Linked DNA regions of Homo sapiens: region 2 is linked to region 1. Evidence: chromatin contacts called from ENCODE Hi-C or POLR2A ChIA-PET data. All regions are on one chromosome and are shown on one strand. Each heading gives the region's core, a stretch centred on a gene start or an enhancer-like site at or near the end of the contact. The rest is flanking DNA. Distances are from core to core; before and after follow the strand shown. Region 1 overlaps SV2C (synaptic vesicle glycoprotein 2C). Region 2 holds the start of SV2C-AS2 (SV2C antisense RNA 2).

What was found. A loop is a pair of places that touch in the nucleus more often than their neighbours do. ChIA-PET counts read pairs that join two places held with the same protein, here RNA polymerase II (POLR2A). Pooled maps may share reads with other maps.
Region 2: a loop to region 1 is called in a pooled map, with 2.6 times the contacts of the local background. The contact joins the promoter of SV2C-AS2 here to the enhancer-like site in region 1. A Hi-C loop is called at or near these places in 1 of 37 single-sample maps with no recorded cell type and 4 of 50 pooled maps. POLR2A ChIA-PET finds 5 or more read pairs at or near these places in 2 of 52 experiments (activated CD4-positive, alpha-beta T cell and activated naive CD8-positive, alpha-beta T cell).

What each region holds. Positions count from the first base shown.
Region 1 is chr5:76,174,164-76,178,694 of GRCh38, reverse strand. The region is part of intron 2 of SV2C (synaptic vesicle glycoprotein 2C); the gene reads right to left. It also overlaps the pseudogene RAP1BL. Among named protein-coding and RNA genes, the nearest start is that of SV2C-AS1, 93 kb to the right of the region's middle. RefSeq lists an enhancer at 2,505-2,584. Within about 2 kb of position 2,759, at least 3 of the 41 ENCODE cell types and tissues checked have a DNase peak (open chromatin) inside an H3K27ac peak, as active enhancers do.
Region 2 is chr5:76,308,983-76,313,513 of GRCh38, reverse strand. It overlaps SV2C-AS2 (SV2C antisense RNA 2), which reads left to right and starts at 1,885. Exons shown (of 4, transcript XR_001742750.2): 1 at 1,885-2,330. All of the region lies in intron 12 of SV2C (synaptic vesicle glycoprotein 2C), which reads right to left.

The sequences.
Region 1 (4,531 bases), core at 1,510-4,009:
CTTTTTCATAAAGATAAATTTATTCAATTTAAAAAAGGTCCTTTAAGAACATGCCCTTCCTATTATTTTAATGTGAACATGCCTTTTGTTTTATAAAATGATAGTGAGTATAAAGAGTAGTGTGCATGTTATTGCAATCATTATTTTTAAATGTTCTTCCTTAGTAAAATAAAGGTGGGCTTCCCTCTGTCAATCTTGCTCATTCTTTTTTTTCAAAATTGGAATTAAAAATCCAAAAGACTGGGAGCCACTGCTATAAAACTCAATGGTGGGAACAATATTTTGGAAATACTACACCTGAAAAAGAAAAGAAATTTACTCTAACATGTAATAGAATGGAGATGTCTCCTGTGTGCATGTTTGGTGACTGTACAACACAGCTGCAAATTCTGCAATGCTCTTCCCATGAAAAGGTGAAGTCTATGTTGCCTCTCCTTGATTCTGGGTAACTGCTTGAATGAATAGTGTATGACAGAAGTGATGCTATGTGACTTTCAAGATTAGGTAATAAAAGGCCATGCAGTTTCCACCTTGTCTACCATAGCACTTGCTTTTGGAGCCCTGAGGCCCCATCTGTACATCTGACTACCCTGAGACTGATATGCTGAAGAGGTCACAGATAGGTGCTCTCACCTACTGTCCCCACTGGGCCCAAAATGCATGAGAAACAGACTTATGAAAAATGTATTTATCTTCTTAAGTTTAAGCATAATTATAAACAATGAAAGTATGGTTTTCTTTTCAGAGAAATCTCCTCTATATCAGCACAGTGAACAAACAAAGCATAAATATCTAAGAGGAACTGGTATTTTAGAGGAACAGAACAAGAAAACAATCTTTCAGCCATTCCTGCCCAGATGTCAGTCATCTTAGACCCTCCAGCAAAATACCACTGAGTGACCTCTGTTTAAACCACCAAGAACAGAAGAATCACCTAGCCAAGCCTTGTCCAAGTTCCAAAGTCACACAGGAGTGTGAGATACAATAAAATGGCTATTGTTTAAAGCCACTAAGATTTTGGATAGTTTGGGACATAATAACACATATCTGGAATAGCATACAGTAGTTCCCCCTTATCTGCGGTTTTGCCTTCAGTGGTTTCAGTTATTCGCAGCCAACCATGGTCTGAAAATATTAAGTTATTTTGAGAGACAGAAATACCATATTTAGGTAACTTTTATTATAGTATATTGTTATAATTATTCTAGTTTATTATTTTATTATCAGTTATTGTTATTAATATCCTACTATGCTGAATTTGTAAGTTGAACTTTACCATGGGTATGTATATATTGAAAAAACAGTATATATAGGGGACGGTACTATCTGCGATTCTAGGTATCACTAGCGGGTCCTGGAACATATAAGGGAAGATCTCTGTACTTCCCAAAACACTGCTGAAAATATTTCATTCACTGGGATACCCAGACTATAAGAAATACAGCATTAAGAATCATATATACAGATTAATATATTTGTATATATTATTTGTATATATTAATATATAATATATTGATTAATATAATTGATTATTAAATATATACACTTCTGTACTTTCTGTTTTTTGTTGTTTTTTTTTTGAGACAGAGTCTCGCTCTGTCGCCCAGGCTGGAGTGCAGTGGCGTGATCTCGGCTCACTGCAAGCTCTGCCTCCCGGGTTCACGCCATTCTCCTGCCTCAGCCTCCCGAGTAGCTGGGACTACAGACGCCCGCCACCGTGCTCGGCTAATTTTTTGTATTTTTAGTAGAGACGGGGTTTCATCATGTTAGCCAGGATGGTCTCGATCTCCTGACCTTGTGATCCATCCACCTCGTTCTCCCAAAGTGCTGGGATTACAGGCGTGAGCCACCTTGCCGGCCTCTACTTTCAGTTTTAAAGAAAATCAAAATGGCTTAATTGCTAATATTTCTTTCAATGCTGCAAATCATTTCAAAAGAACATCAAAAGCAACCTCATTCTACTTTTCCCCCATAATTCCAGCCATAAACTAAACAGTGATTGGGGGTTAGAAAGTTTTCCCTCTTGGTCCTGTCAAGTCTTCTCCAGGCAATCCCAGGAAAGATGTTTTTGGCTTTTGTTTTGTTTTAATGAATAGATTTTAAAAGTAGGGGAAAGATAGGAATTAAGTAAATGGGGACCAGGATTGAAGCAGAGGGTGTTTATGGGTGGTGGTGGTGGGTGATTTGGTTTTAAGATTGGAGAATTGATCATGATGCAAGGAGAAGAAATATGTGGAGTGAACTTTCTCACCAATAAAAATACATTAATTAGCTCTTAGAGGAAAGAGCACAAGGACATAAATTCTGTGTGTCCTGGAGCATGTCACCTACAATATGGCTGATTAATAAAGCTCTGAGACAGGATGAAACAAAACCGCAGCTCTTCTTAGAAAACTGGGTAGCAGATTCACTACCATGGTTTTCTATTTGCACAACCATTCTCCCCCGAACTGAGAACCTCCAGGCCACTTCCTATTTTCCCCATCGGTAATCACTTAAGTCTTGAACATTTAAATCTCAAAACCCAACTTAGACTAAACGTAGTAAACTTTGGCTCCCTGTGTGTGTGTTGGGGTGGGGGGTGAGGGAGAACACCATGCACACAAGGTTGTCACAAATAACAAATTGCTCCTGGGGGCCTGGCTGGAGCCTCACAGCTGTGTGTGCAGATAAGCAGAGCAGTGTGGAAGGTAGGGATCCCAGGGCTTTGTGTTACCTTCACTTTCTCATAGACTTTCGGATGATGCTGTCACCATCTGCAACCTGACCCATCCCCATGCGGAGATTCTGACAGAGTGCAGTGGGGGCTGTCAGACAGATCTGACAGGGCTGGACTCATGCCTTTATTACTGATTGCAATCCACCTCTCGGGGACACACACGCTGGCTTTCCCAAACAGACTCTGACTTGTTAAACCCTTGGGTTGTATGGTTAGCTTTTATTTAGAAAGTTCTAATTTCAGCTGTTGGAAATAAATTGTATGTGATTTTCTAGATCTTACATCTTAATTACTTAGCAATTTAACATACAATTGTAGATGATAATTTTTCTAAGGTCCACTGCCCTCAGGATTCGTGTTAAAAGTATCTCATCAGCACATCGAGCTGCAAACAGGAAGTTGTCTGGGATATGGGGGAAATTTTAGCACCATGTTACTCTTCTGTGTTAGATCTAATTTTCTCTCTGCACTTTAACAATGATGACTGTCACTAATACCTAAACATTCACTGTTAGATTCTGTGTCCATTTTTCTTTTTAGTTAAAGCCATATATATATATCCCCCTACTTTAAAGGACAAATTCCCTTTTTAATTGAATTATACCTAACCCCTGGGCCATTTGAGTAAAATCTCGTCATGGTCAGCTTTCCTTTTGTTTTACAGTAAAGAGCAATTCATATTGTGTTTCAGGTCCTACCTGTCGTTGGCAAACTCTAGCCTCCAGGGGGAGCCAAAGACTCCCCCACACTTTATCTAGCAAAGAAGAGCTCTGATTCTGTGAAGGCCAACATGGAAACTGGACTTAAACACCAGGCCAGCGTAGGGGTTGGGGAACTGACCTCTTCATTTGGGTCATCTCTTTTCCGTGTAGTGTTTTTTCTGGTATCTCTCACCATGCCCCCTCTCCTTCCCTTCCCCTTCTGCCTCTCTCAAGAACTGTGAGGGGTCTGAGATTTCACCTTACCTGAAATTTAGTCAGTTAGACCGCCAGGCTCACGGGTGCCAGCAGAACACATGAGATTCTTGGCTCTGAGACTTTAACATTCACAGCAACAGCAGTAAACAGGGTATCAGCACTTGTGCTGGCCAAGAGGGCATGAAGCAGGAGCCAAAGCCTGCCTCCAGCATCAGCGTTGGGCTAGATGAACAGGAGGACCCTTGCTTATCAGGATAGGAGACCATGTCCACATTTGGAGACATATTCTTAGCTAGTAACAAAGAATGTGCAGGTTTGTAGCAGGGGTCCACGAACTATGCTTTCGTGCAGCGTACAAGCTAAGCATTCTTTTTTACATTTTTTAAAATGGCTACAGTAAAGAAGAAAATGTGATAGAGACCACAGGTGGCCTAAAAAATTTGACGTATTCACTATCTGGGCCTTCACAGACAAGCTTGGTGATTCCTGGTCTATAGCATCGTCTGTGCTTAGGGCCCGAGGTGGGAGTGGCAGTGCCATGGCAAAGAAGATTCAGGATCTCTCTCTTTCTTGTTCCATCAGAGACACACATTGCAGGCCTGATGGGAACAAGTACATTATGAGATTATTTTGCTCTTTCATTATTAACTCCCACCCCAACATAAACACCAGAGGCAGATGGATTTCATAAAATAGGATTGAGAAAACCTCGCCCAGATTCAGGCGTGTAAACCAGCCGGAGCGGCGCGGCAGCGGCAGGACCGCCGTGGCGCCTAGAGTAGCGACCCGCGGGGAGCACGGGGCGACGCTGGCTGCAGAGACCCGGTGACAGCGTGAGAGGTTCGCAGAGTACTAGGTTTTGACAAGCTTGCATCATGCGTGAGTATAAGCTAGT
Region 2 (4,531 bases), core at 636-3,135, 140 kb before region 1:
CTTGGCAGGATTTGCTTCCATTGTAATATATTGCCTGATGGCAAGGTTGTGGGAGCAGGAAGCATATATTCCCCACCCCCTTCACCCTCTACTTCTAACTACCAGAGACAAAATGAATCTGACTTTTGCTGGATAGCCAAAGCATAAACATATATAATATAATGATAAGGCGTATAAGGAAAAATCAAGCAGAGCAGAGGGCCAGGGATGGAGTGGATTACATAGGTTGGTTAGTCGCGATAGCTGAAAGATTCCTCTGTACCAAAATCTTCACAAATAAGTGAGATATTTATCTTTATATTAGACGTAGAATGTATTCAAGAAAGAATGAATGAAATTGCCATTACAGAATACCAGATGACGACAGTGAAGAGAATTCTAGAGCTAGAAAGGCCCTGAGATGCTATTTATTTCATACTCCTCATTTAAATCTCAAACAATCCAGGCCCAGCTAGGCTGAGTGGTGTCCCTGAGGTCGCACAGCTGGTCAGTAAGAGATCCAAGATGACAGACCTTCGGAACTGAAGAATGGGGAGGAAACAAGAGAACTCTGTCAAAACAAGGACAGTCCTAAGGGAAGGGCTTGGGTTGCTTAATTCTGGGAAAATGTTTTGATTTTAGCTCATCAAGGAAGAGACCAATCCCACTGCACTGGGTGATGGCAGCAGCTGCCCAGGACTCTCAGGGATCGGCAGGTGTGAACAATCAGATCCTCAAATCCTTTCTGACCTCATGTCTGAAACTGTGCATGCATAAGGGGGCATAAGGGGGAAAGAAAAGGGAAGAAGGTAGGCAGAGAAAGGCAGGAACATGCGGCCAAACGACACCATGAGACAGGCTTGCCTGGCCCTGGGAGTCTGTGCAGAGTTGCAGGACGGCCCTGAGAGCGTGGGCTGCATCTCACAAGGTGTGCGCTCCTGGCCCCGAGCGCCACGGAGGAGGGGTAAAGATGGCCCCTAATGGCTGGGCACGCTGGCTCATGTCTGTAATCCCAGCACGTTGGGAGGCCGAGGCAGGCAGATCACTTGAGGTCAGGAGTTCGAGACCAGCCTGGCCAACACGGTGAAACCCCGTCTCTATTAAAAATACAAAAATTAGCTGGGAGTGGTGGAAGGCACCTATAATCCCAGTTACTCAGGAGGCCGAGGCAGGAGAATTGCTTGAATCTGGGAAGCAGAGATTGCAGTGAGTGGAGATTGCGTCACTGCACTCCAGCCTGGGTGACAGAGTGAGACCCTGTCCCCCCCCCCAAAAAAAAAAAGTGGCCCCTGAGCCATAAGCACACAGGAAATGTGAGCAGGGGACTTGGCCACAGCCACATAGTGGCAGCAGAAAGTTAACACCTGGACGCAGAGAAACATAAAGGCCAAAACCTAGAACTGGAATGAGCTGGAACAGGCCTACACCGCGGGAGCTACATTTATGACTTTTGAGAGATTTACAACTTTCACAAAGCAGGGAGAGAAAAGTAGGGACCCTGATGGATGGAAAAAATCCATTTCAACCTGTCATTACATATACTTTCATTTTGAAGACTTCAAGAGATGAGGGAAAATTGACTTATTTTTCCCAGTTAGGGTATTGAGGGAAGCTGACCAGCACAGACTAAACCCAAAAAATGAAATGCATCTTCTGTTGGTGTTCTCAGTTCTACCGCAAAGAGGGTTGAAAGTAATTTTGCTGGTGGCAGGGACTGGGGACGGAGAAATGAGGGAAAAGGAAGCTCCCCCACACCAGTATGTTAGATGGTTGGGGCTCCTTTCAGATTTACGGCAAGCTGGAAAATCCATTCTATGTCTGGCTCATGTCACATTCATATTTCATGTCTATTAGAAGAATCTCATGCCACATCAATTGTTTGTGATCTACATTACATATAATAGGCTCTCTGCTTATCTTTGACACAGGTGAGGGGCTGATGTAGAAACTGTTAAAAGACTATACAATGACTTGTATATTCAATAATGGCTCAAACTTCAAAGGTCTATCATTTTGCCCTGCTCTTCATTTCTTTCCTCATAATGCTTCTCAAAGCAATCTTGTCTTTCCAGCCTCACAATCAAGGACAAATTCCTGAATGCAACATTTGCTTTTCCGTCTTCCCGCTTCACCTCACTCATCCCTGCAGAAGTACAAGTATTCCTGGCTTCTTCAAGTCTACGCCTAAGAATTAAGAGCCTTGGGGAGAAGGGCACTGCATCGACCACTGCATCTCAATCATTGTGGCAGACGTACCACAGCACTGGGAAGCTGGCCTTGGCAAGAATCTCAGGCTATTACTACAGAGTTGGGAAGAAGGTTTAGGATCAAGATAGAGGTGACTGACCAAGGTGAGTGCATGAGCAGAGAGGTGCCTTCAACTTCCACTGCAGACAGTTCTGATATCTTGCCTCTACCTGAGGTGAGTTCTAGCCCTGGGCAAGTCAGTCCAATGAATGTCATTGAGAACCAGCTGCAAACTACTACTGCCCTACTGACCTAAGCACAGAGGTTATAGGGAAGTCTAACTTGCAAAGCCTTCTCTCAATGTCATACACCATTTTTGAAGATCAAGACATCTTAATACTTTGACCACTTGCTTCCAGGCTAGTTTTTTTGTATTCCACTCTGCCAGCCTGAGTTTCTAGCTCACTGAACTCTTGTCTCCTGGCCTGGTATCCTAACTCTGGTGTCTGTTATTTCTTAGTCCAGATCTGTGTTACCTCTGGATTTTCTTACGTTGATGGATTTACCCCCAGACTCCAACTCTTGCCTCTCAGACATGTTATTTCTATGGAGGCCTTTGTTTTCTGTTTCCTTTGACTTGAACTATTCCAGGTCTCTCTCTTAGACATATTTTCAGAATCTAACCACTTTCTCACCACCTCCATTGGCACCATTACCTCTTGCCACATTTCTTGCTGTGGACTTCATAAGTCAGTTCATGTCACTCATCTGCCCCCAAACCCCACATTGGATTTCATTTTACTCAGCAAGAAGACCAAAGCCCTTTTATTGTCCACTCTGACCCCATGGCTTCTTACCCTCTACCTTGGTCATTCTGCTCCAGCCAGACAAGCTTTGCCTCTCTTCCAACTGGTCTCTCACACTCCCACCTCAGGACCTTTGCACCTGCTGTTGCCTCTGCTGTGAATACACTCTCTCCAGATGTCTGCCTGGGTCTTTGCTCAAATGTCAGCTTTACAGTCACATCCCCCTAGACCATTCTATTTACAGTTGTAACTCTCCTTACCCCAGCATTCTCTATGCTCCACGTAGCTTTATTTTTCTCTACAGCACTTAGCACCATCCAATATACTACATCTACTTTACTTATCTGTTTGTTGGACTGTCTTCCTCAAACTATTATAGAATATAAGCTCTATCAAGGCAAAGCTTTCTGTCTGTTTTGTTCACTGCTGTCTCCCAATGACTAAAATAGTTCCTGGCACAGGATATGCATTCCATAATCATTTTTTTTTTTTGAATGAAATAGTGAATGACCTCTCTATCCCCAGCTCAGGTATCTTTCTGGCATCCAAACAAAAATATTCAAATGCCAATCGGACAGCCCCAGGTTGATGTAAAAACTCAACATGTCCAAAATGGAACTTATTACCTTCTTGACCACAGCCCAGACCCACTGTCCCTCCTGTGTCCCAGCCTCAAAATGCCATTGTGCTCCTGCAGGTGGTTTTTAAAATTAAAAAACATAAACAAAACCTGCCATCTCCATTCACTCAACTGTACACGCAGAAACTGGAATCATCTTTCTTTGACAACCTCTTTTCTTCCCCCTAACATCTAATCAAGCACCAAGCTTTGTTGAATGTATCCCTAAATATCTGTGAACATGTTGAGTGTTGACTTTTCCCCTTTCCAACCTACATTTTTCTTTCTTTCTTTCTGTTTTTTTTTTTTTTTTTTTTTTTTTTGAGATGGAGTTTCGCTCTGTCGCCCAGGCTGGAGCACAGTGGTGCGATCTCGGCTCACTGCAAGCTCCGCCTCCCGGGTTCACGCCATTCTCCTGCCTCAGCCTCCCGAGTGGCTGGGACTACAGGCGCCAGCCACGATGCCTGGCTAATTTTTTGTATTTTTAGTAGAGACGGGGTTTCACCTTGTTAGCCAGGATGGTCTCGATCTCCTGACCTCGTAATCCGCCTGCCTTGGCCTCCCAAAGTGCTGGGATTACAGACGTGAGCCACCGTGCCCGGCCTCCAACCTACAACTTAAGTGTCTTAACCAGCCTCCCTGCCTTCTTTCTGGCCATTAGAGGGAGCTCTCTAAAGGCCAAGAATGATCTTGTCATTCTCTGTAAGACAGCTCAAAGTCTCCCCGTCCCCACACAATAAGGCAATGTGAAAGAGTCTTCATGACTTGTTCTTTGAGTAACTCTTTTACTTCCAGAGCTTGTTAGCTGGTATTTGCTCTAACTGAAATGTTCTTTCCATCTTTTTGACTGGTTATCACCTACTAGATCTCAATTAAATGGAACTTCTTTCAAGAAAACCTCTCTGATGCTCTGAGCATCATGCACTTCCCATGTAATAAC